Regions from separate parts of the Homo sapiens genome. Here regions 1 and 3 are each linked to region 2. A link is a contact called in ENCODE Hi-C or POLR2A ChIA-PET data. All regions are on one chromosome and are shown on one strand. Each heading gives the region's core, a stretch centred on a gene start or an enhancer-like site at or near the end of the contact. The rest is flanking DNA. Distances are from core to core; before and after follow the strand shown.

Region 1 (2,785 bases), core at 62-2,561, 350 kb before region 2:
GTTATTTCGTCTATGTAAGTGTGTATTTGTACCCACTCATCAACCTTTCTTCATCCCCTCCTTTCCCCCTCCCCTTCCTGGCCTCTAGTAAGCAGGTTGCTGTTGCAAATTACGTATTGAAGAAACTGGCGCTTTGTCCTATGGTTGCCTGCAGTCTGGATTTTGCTGGTCACGTCCCCTTAGCTTTGTTGAGCAGGCTCCCCAGTCCCTGTATTTCTTGTAATTTGATAGTTGGCAAACTTTTTCCATAAAGAGCCAGCGAGTAAATATTTTGGGCTTTGTGGGCTATAACAGTCTCTGTGGCAATTCCTCAACTCTGCTGTCACAGCGAGGCCGCAGCCAGAGACAACATGTAAACAGCGGAGCAGGGCTCCGTTCCCACAGCGCGGGATCTGGGTCCCAGTTTGCACAGCCCTGAGTCGAGGGTGGATCCAATCCAGGTCTGATACAGCATTTCAATGGTGATGCCGCAGCCTTCCACACTGAGGCACTTAACACCCCATTGTTCCCAATTGCATTTTAACTGAAAAAATACAAAAAGAGATCAAAACTGAAAGTGCAGTTTCCTCATGGTCCCACCACATTTTGGAGAAGTGTATAAATGGAGAAGTGAAAGCTCCATCTTCTGCCCCTTCCCCATGAGAGAGCCTCTATTCACAGCCAGGTCAGTTTCTTCCAGACTGTTAACATCCGTGTGAGTGCACATGTCTACACTGCGTGGAGCCTGCCTGCTTCCTGCCCCGCAGGCGTGTCTGCTGTGGGAAGGCTGGAGTTCTGACCTTCCCCCTCCCCCTCTGGGTGACAGGTGGCTCAGTTCTCTTCCCTGCCACGTTCAAGACCAGGTTGGGGGAGGGGGTGAATGTCACTATTCCCCTGACTGCCACTGTGGAGAGGGGAGACCCTCGCCCCTTTTCTGAATTTTTCCTTACCCCTTTCCTTGGAATAAAGCAAACACCAGACCCAAATGGATTTTAAGTGACACTTTCCCAAGAGTCTGGAGAGGGGACAGAGACTGGACGTGGTGTGTCCTGCCTGAGCCGAGTCATCTGGTTACGAGGGCAGGGGCAGGCTGGGGTGGGGCTCATGCGCCCCGGAAGCACCCTGGCTCCTCGCTCTCCCATGCCTCTCCCTTTATGTCCTCTGCTGTCCAGCGCCTGGGCCCCGGCCCTCCCTGGGACACCATCCTGCCCTGCCCGAGTCGTGGCTCTCCAGTCTCTTTCGGGGACTCGCCCCTGGCACCCACTAGATGGCGCTCCCGGCCACTCAGCTCCCCCTGCCTCGCTTGGGGTGGTGCTGGACGTCGGGAGCGCTGGCCTCTGCTCTGCTGATTTGCAGGTGGGAGTGCAGGGTGAGCCCGGCGCAGGGGATAGGAGGTGGGGGAGTCGAGAGCTGGAGTCAGGCGCCGCTCACGCTGGGATGACGGAGTGTTAACCTCAGACTCTGGGTCCCTTTGGGCCGAAGCTTTAAGAAAACAGGGGCAGCGAGCCCGGCGTCCCAAGGAGCCTTGCCAAACTGGGCATGGAGAACGGGCCTCCTGGATGGCCACCCGCCCAGCTGCCAAAGAGGCCGGAGAGCTGGAGCCGGGACTTGGAGGATCTTCTTCAGAGAGGCAGGAGGGCGGTCCGAACGTGCCCCCACCCCTGACCTCAAGCCCATGTGGAGAGGGCCAACAGAGCCTCTTGGAGAGCTGGATTTGCGTCCTCTGCAGCTTGGGGGACACGTCGTTGATGGTGACTGACACGCCCCAGAGATAGTGACATGATGATTAAGAGTGACAGCCTGAGGGAGCTGAGCGCAGCATGGCTGGTCTGGCAGCTGCTGTCGGTGTCGCGACCCCACCCCACTTCCCCGGCTCCCTGCCTCCTTCGCTGGAGAAGCATCCTCAGCCAATGGAGCCACAATACCTGGTACGTTCAGGCGACGCCCACAGCCCACGGCTAACTGTACAAAAGACTGTTCCCTCGCCTGCCTCTAGATGGCGATACCTCTGCCCCAGGGCCCCCTGCATATCTGCCAGAGCTGTATTTACCCTGGGACCACGCCTTTACCGAGTCCTTTCTCCTTCCCCGCCCCTCTGCCCTCACATCCTGGGCGGCTTGTCCCAGGATGAGCCCTCCCCTAGTAAATCCCTGTCTTGGGCTCTGTTTTCAGACAGCTGAAGGCAGGGAACAGCAGGAGGGGCCCCAGGAAGCTGGCCCCAAGGACGGGATGCTGCAGGAGGATGCCCCGCTGGCCCCTGGTGACTGGAGCCCGTTGCGGAGGCCCCTGGCACGAGGTGGCAGAGCAGCTGCTCAGGCCTCCGCCTGTGGTCACCTGGGACAGGACTCAGGTGGACGGGGATGCCCGGCTCGTTTAATATCACTGATGTTGAGAGACAGATGGGAAAATAGCCGTGAGAAGGACGTGGAGTGGGGAGGCTGTCACTGAATACTACTGACACTTAGAAGAGGGAAAATGACAAGTTCAGGGCCACGCATCACCAATTTAAAGCAAAGTCAGGATTCCTTGGCAGAATTTAACGAAATGCTTCTCTTCTATAGCCAGGGGTCAGAGGGCAGAAGACAAGGTGCAGGACTCCAGAGAAGGCCAAATTTCCAGCCCAGGGAAGTCCCTTCTCCAAAGTCAGGGCCCCAAAGGGAAGGGTGGGGTCCCTGATATCTGAGATGGACTATCTGAGGAGACACTCTTGAGACATTGAACCCCCAGATTCTCCTGTACCTCCTGGCCTGCAGAAGTGACCCATTGCCTCTGTTGGAAGACAGAGGTCCTCTTTTGCTTAAAGACC
Region 2 (2,500 bases), core at 1-2,500:
GCCCCACCCGAGGCACTCCACCCGCCTCCCTGCTGGTCATCTGGGCTCCTGGCCCACAGCTTCTGGAGACCAGAGGTGTGGGCACCTCACAGGCCCAGCTACCTTCAGTGCCTCTCGGCAGACGTAGGCAATCTGCCGCTCCTCCAGGGGCCCAGTGGCTGAAAGGAAAAGGGAGAGGCTGGCTTGGGGGCCCGGGGGTCATGCCCACCCTCCCAGGCTACCGTGTGTGGGAAAAGCAGCAGGCACTGTTAAATGAAAGCGGTGTTGGCCACGTCCCCTCCCAGTTTAGTCTAGGATACTGAACCCAGAGATGGACAGTATTTCTCTCAAGGTCACACAGCCAGGCAGGAGTGGAGAGGAGCCCAAGTCCAGGGCCCAGAGTCCCCTCTGGTACCCCAGTGGGGTAGGGGTGGGGGAAGGCTGGGGCCTGCTGGGGCCTGGAGCCCTGGCCTCACCATGGTAAATCTCCTGCAGGGAGCCCCCTCCGCAGAACTCCATGCAGATCCACAAGCGGTCATTCCTAGGGACAAAGAGCTGGGGTGGGCACAAAGCAGGTCACATGGGGGCTGCCTGGGGCCAGGAGGATAAGGCAGCCTCACCTGAGGTAGCTGCCAATGTAGGCCACCACATTGGGGTGGCGGCACTCACGCAGGATGGTGATTTCCTGCTGGAGGGAGCTGATGTCGTCCCCTGGGAAGCACAAAGCATCATGGGGAAGGCGCGCTGGGGTTGCCCTGACTCAGTGCCCCCATCTGCAAAATGGGCACAGAGTGCCTCCCTCCGGGCCAGGCAGGTGCAGGTGACAGCACCTCCCGGGGCACGCCTCTCAGGGGTCTCGGAAACGTCAACCCTCCGCCCGCACCCCGCGCCCGCGGGCGCTCTGCCCTTCCTCTGGCGCAGAGGCCCGACCCGGGCCCTCACCTGGGTCTAGCTTGACTATCTTCACGGCGGCCAGTTCGGACGTGACCGTGTCGCGGGCCTGCAGGGGCGGAGGGTGAAGCGGGATGGGGGGCGGGGCCGGGGGCTAGATCCTGCCGCGGGGTGCGGGGCTGGCACCCTCCTCCCGGCTCTCCCGCCCGTCCCGTCGCACCTTGTAGACGTCGCCATAGGTCCCGGCCCCCACGCGCTGCAGCAGCTCGAAGCGGTCCCGCGGGTCCTGCAGCGACACATCCCGCAGCAGCGCCATGGCCCGGCGCCGGGCGGGCCGGCAGGCGGGCGGGCGCGAGCTGCGGAGCCGGCGCGGGGCGGCGCGGGGCGGGGCGGGCGCCCGTGGCTCTGAGGCCGCGGGGGCGGGGCTGAGGCCCGGGGGCGGGGCCGCGCCGGGGATGCCCCACCGCCAGTCCGGGAGGAGGCGCCCGCGGGACGGGCCCTCGGCGGCGCGGGGAAGCCCCAAGGCCGGGGCGGAGCCTACGTCCTTCCGCCGCCACTGTCGCTCGCGCTCCACAGGTAGGGAGCGCAAAGTCCCGGGAGCCAGAAGACAGAGGGAAGAGGGGGCGCTCCACTCCCCGCCCCATCCCCAATTTCCCAGATAAACATGGACTTGCGCTTTATATTTTTTTTAACAAAATGTATTCATCTTTCTTGGAACTGAAAAATAAATCTATGTACAAAACAGGAAGAGATCAGGCTCTTGTCACCCACTCCTAACCCTCTGCAGATTTCCTCCGGGATGCTCCGAGATGGGCTGGACCTCTGGGAGGTTCCCAGAGGGTCGGAAGGGAGGTCCTGCTCTGATCCGGGGCCAGTTTCGTCAGGAAGAGGGCGGGGCTCAGGATGCTCATAGGCTGGGGGCGGAGTTTTGTGTCCCAGACTCGGGATACGAAGGAGAGGAAACTAGGATTTCCAAATTCTGGAGCAGGACTGAAGTTATTTGGGGCAGGGAGCTTGGATTCGCAAGATATGGAATTCTGAAGTGCGGAAATATACTCCTAGGGGCTGAGTGGTCCTAGGCTCCCGGGCTGGAGGTGGGACCTGTGCTCCTTGGGTTAAGGGTGAAACCTCAGCTCCTACAAGCTGGGAGGAGCCCTGAGTAACGTTGGTCTGGCTCTAGGTGAGCGGTTCCGAGGAGGAGCTTGGGTTTCTAGGGGCTGGGCCTTTAAAGACTGGTAATTAGGACCCAGCGTGAGGTTTCCATTGGCCGGCTGGGATTCTGGGAGAAGAGACCTATATTCTAACGACTGGGGCAGAGCCCTGGGTTCTGAGCTGGAGAAAATCGTGGGTTTGATACAGACTGTACTCGGGACCGGGAACCTAGGGTTTGGGTAGAGGTGAGGCCTGTCCCCTTTGGGCTGGGGGCAGAACATGGGCTCAGAGTTGGGGGACTAAGGGCGGAGCCTGGGTCCCCACAAGCGGTCCGAAGTCCCCAGTAGTTCAGAGGCCTTTGCGCTGCCGCTTGAGGAAAGACAGAGTGTAGTCACTAGGGGTGGACACTTTCTGCTTCTTCATCTGCACTTGCGACTGTGCCGTGAGTTGCAGCTTGATGGCGCTCGAGTTGATCTTG
Region 3 (2,886 bases), core at 196-2,695, 460 kb before region 2:
GAGGCAGGAGAATTGCTTGAACCCGGGAGACGGAGGTTGCAGTGACCCGAAATTGCACCATTACACTCCAGCCTAGGCGACAGACACAGCGAGACTCCGTCTCACCAAAAAAAAAAAAAAAAAAAAAAAGGGAGTGTCACTGACAAGCCTGGTTCCCTTCCCCTGGGGTTTCCCACCATTTGAGTCCCAGGGCTAAAAAGGGTTCTGCTTGCCTCTAGGATTTCTTCCAAGCTGCTGACACTCTTCTGAAGGATTTGATGCTGGTGCTTTTCAGGTGTGGGTCCTGACAGTGATGTTGGGACGGCAGCTAGCCAGACAGCAACTGTACCATGTAAACTCACTTCAGAGGTGTAGAATGGGGGCTGCGTGAGGCAGCTCATGCCGTCATCTCAGCCCTTCAGGAGGCCAAGGCGGGAGGATCACTTGAGCCCAGGAGTTCGAGACCAGCCCGGGCAACACAGCAAGACTCTGTCTGTACAAAAAACAAGCAAAATAATTAGCCAGGTGTGGTGGCACACACCCGTAGTCCCAGTTACTCAGAAGGCTGAAGTAGGAGAATTGCTTAAGCCCAGGAGGTTGAAGTTGCAGCGAGTTGTGATCTTGCAACTGCACTCCAGACTAGGTCACAGATTCAGACTCTGTCTCTTAAAAACAAAACAAAACAAAAAGTGAAACGTGAACATTAAGCATCTTGGAATAGATAAAACATGCATAATTTCCAATCTTTTTGCTGACCATGCTTCCAGCTGCCTCAGAGCAGTTGCACATTCTGTTCCTGCTGCCTGGAATACCCTCCCTTCCTTTCCACTTTGCCCTGTTAACCCAGCCATCCCTGATCTCATGCGTACTCCAGGATGCCTTCCCTGATCATCCTGCCGAGGTCAAATCCCCTCCCCTTCATAGCACCTAGTATGGCTACAACAGTCTCGAGTGTATAGAGGATGGGGTGGGGTGAGGTCACAGGAATGATGCTCCCTTCTATCTGGGGTTCAAGGGAGGCTTCTTGGAGGAGCATCTGAACCAGGCTTCCCAGGGGATGTGGTTTGGGTAACTTTGAGAAATACTGAAGGGAAAAGAAAGAACGCTGTAGTGAGTGAAGCCTGGCATTTGGGAAGATGGGTGTGTGGGTGACCAAACTCACCACGCAAGGCCCAGAGCCCTTTTGAGGCCCTCGAAGGTCCCAGGCTGGGGTCATCCTCTCCAGTTTCAGTTTGAGAAAACAAGGCCCAGAGAGGTGAAGGGCTGTTCGGTCATTGCCCATGGAGCCAGGGGAGCTGTGGGCCTTCCGCCGCCAACCTCTGGGCTAGCCCTGCAGAGATGCTAGGAGGATGCAGGGAGGTGAGGTGGGGGCTGAGGTAGGACTCAGACTGCCCAGGCCCGCCTGCACCCGGAAGGAGGAAGCTGCACAGGGTGTCTGTGGCTGGCCCCGGGATCCCCCACTCGGGGACTTCCTCTTCCTCTCAGGGCAGGTGCAGCTGCCACAGTGAGACGGGCACCCCGACCCGGGCATGGAGGGGGGCAAGGGGCCCAGGCTCAGAGACTTCCTGAGTGGGAGTCTGGCTACCTGGGTGAGGGGGCAGGTGGCAGCGGGTTGGGGAGGGGAAGTGAGCCCCAGCCAGGGGCTGGTGTTGGCGCTGGCCGGGGGAGGGTGAGGCAGAACCAGGCCGGAGGGGAGGGCTGGGTTCAAATGTGGGGGATGGAGATATGGTGTGGGGGGCTGTGGTGAGGGAAGAGGGGACAGAGGCACTCAGAGGACGGGTGAGAAGGGGTGCTTGGGCTCACTGGGGCAGGTCGGAGGGGCTCAGGGTTCACTCTGCTGGTCGGCTGACCCCTCTGGGCTCCTCACAGGCGCTGGGACTGGCCGGGCTGGTCGGGGAGGCGGAGGACTCGGAGGGGGAAGAAGAGGAAGAGGAGGAAGAGCCGCCCCTTTGGTTGGAGAAGAGATTCCTGCGCCTCAGCGATGGGGCCCTGCTCCTCCGGGTGCTGGGCATCATGTAAGGGGCATCGGGCCGGGGCGGTGGCGGGGAAGGATCTGAGAGGAGGGGAAGCGGGTGGGCGGAGCCTGATGCTCAGTGGGCGGGGCCTGAGGGACGGTGGGCGAGGCCTGTTGACGGGAGGCGGGTCCTCGAGCCCACCTCCGGCTCATAGTGCCCCCAGCTCCCGAGGGGGACCTCGGATGCTCAGAGGCCTTGACGGACCTGCTGCCTGGCGAGTGTGGAACCTGAACCACCTGTGGGGCCGACTGAGGGACTTCTACCAGGTAAGGGGTCTCGAGGGAAAGGCGGAGACAGGAGGGGAAGAGGAGCCCCTTCGGGAAGGCGCCTCATATAGTCTGCCTCTCTGCCTCCAGGAGGAGCTGCAGCTGCTGATCCTGTCGCCACCCCCAGACCTCCAGACATTGGGATTTGACCCTCTCTCAGGTGCTCTCCCCACCCACACCCTCCTGCCTCTGCCCCCGCACTACTCTACCTTCCCCGCCCCAGTTAACCCCTTGTGGCATGTGCCTTGCAGAAGAAGCGGTGGAGCAGCTGGAAGGCGTTCTTCGGCTACTGTTGGGAGCGTCAGTACAGGTGAGCCGGCGGTGGGAAGGAAAGGTTAGGGTCGAGCTTTGGCGGTAGAGGAGGGAGATCCTGCACCAGCTCCCCTTCCTGTCTCCCCTCAGTGTGAGCACCGGGAACTCTTCATCCGCCACATCCAGGGCCTCAGTCTCGAGGTCCAGAGCGAGCTGGCCGCTGCCATCCAGGAGGTACTGAGACGGTTCGGCAGCCCAGACTGGTATGGCACCTGGGACGCCCTTGCCACACCGCGGCTTCCACTGAACTGCTCTTCCTGCGCCCCAGGTGACCCAGCCGGGGGCCGGCGTGGTGCTGGCACTGTCTGGGCCAG

The links. Hi-C counts contacts between places; a loop is a spot of excess contacts on that map. ChIA-PET counts read pairs that join two places held with the same protein, here RNA polymerase II (POLR2A). Pooled maps may share reads with other maps.
Region 1: a pooled map shows a loop between it and region 2 (3-fold over the local background). The contact joins the promoter of LINC02724 here to the promoter of MAP4K2 in region 2. A Hi-C loop is called at or near these places in 1 of 37 single-sample maps with no recorded cell type and 4 of 50 pooled maps.
Region 3: a loop to region 2 is called in a pooled map, with 3 times the contacts of the local background. The contact joins the promoter of CCDC88B here to the promoter of MAP4K2 in region 2. A Hi-C loop is called at or near these places in 4 of 50 pooled maps. POLR2A ChIA-PET finds 5 or more read pairs at or near these places in 2 of 52 experiments (activated T-cell and naive thymus-derived CD4-positive, alpha-beta T cell).

The regions. Positions count from the first base shown.
Region 1 is chr11:64,447,746-64,450,530 of GRCh38, forward strand. LINC02724 (long intergenic non-protein coding RNA 2724) reads left to right here and starts at 1,312. Exons shown (of 2, transcript NR_073177.1): 1 at 1,312-1,907; 2 at 2,152-2,785. RefSeq lists an enhancer at 1,651-1,900, a cis regulatory region at 1,790-2,059 and a silencer at 1,837-2,032.
Region 2 is chr11:64,801,964-64,804,463 of GRCh38, forward strand. MAP4K2 (mitogen-activated protein kinase kinase kinase kinase 2) reads right to left here and starts at 1,251. Exons shown (of 32, transcript NM_004579.5): 1 at 1,091-1,251; 2 at 922-979; 3 at 600-690; 4 at 456-520; 5 at 103-158. The coding sequence starts at 1,186. It overlaps MEN1 (menin 1), which reads right to left. Exons shown (of 10, transcript NM_001370259.2): 10 at 1,553-2,500. The coding sequence ends at 2,371. RefSeq lists silencers at 881-1,060, 1,211-1,390.
Region 3 is chr11:64,338,759-64,341,644 of GRCh38, forward strand. It overlaps CCDC88B (coiled-coil domain containing 88B), which reads left to right and starts at 1,446. Exons shown (of 27, transcript NM_032251.6): 1 at 1,446-1,568; 2 at 1,849-1,994; 3 at 2,149-2,260; 4 at 2,351-2,420; 5 at 2,512-2,570; 6 at 2,663-2,746; 7 at 2,841-2,886. The coding sequence starts at 1,509. It overlaps LOC102723878 (a long non-coding RNA gene), which reads right to left and starts at 2,034. Exons shown (of 4, transcript NR_188518.1): 1 at 1,783-2,034; 2 at 1,142-1,320. RefSeq lists silencers at 1,985-2,064, 2,085-2,134.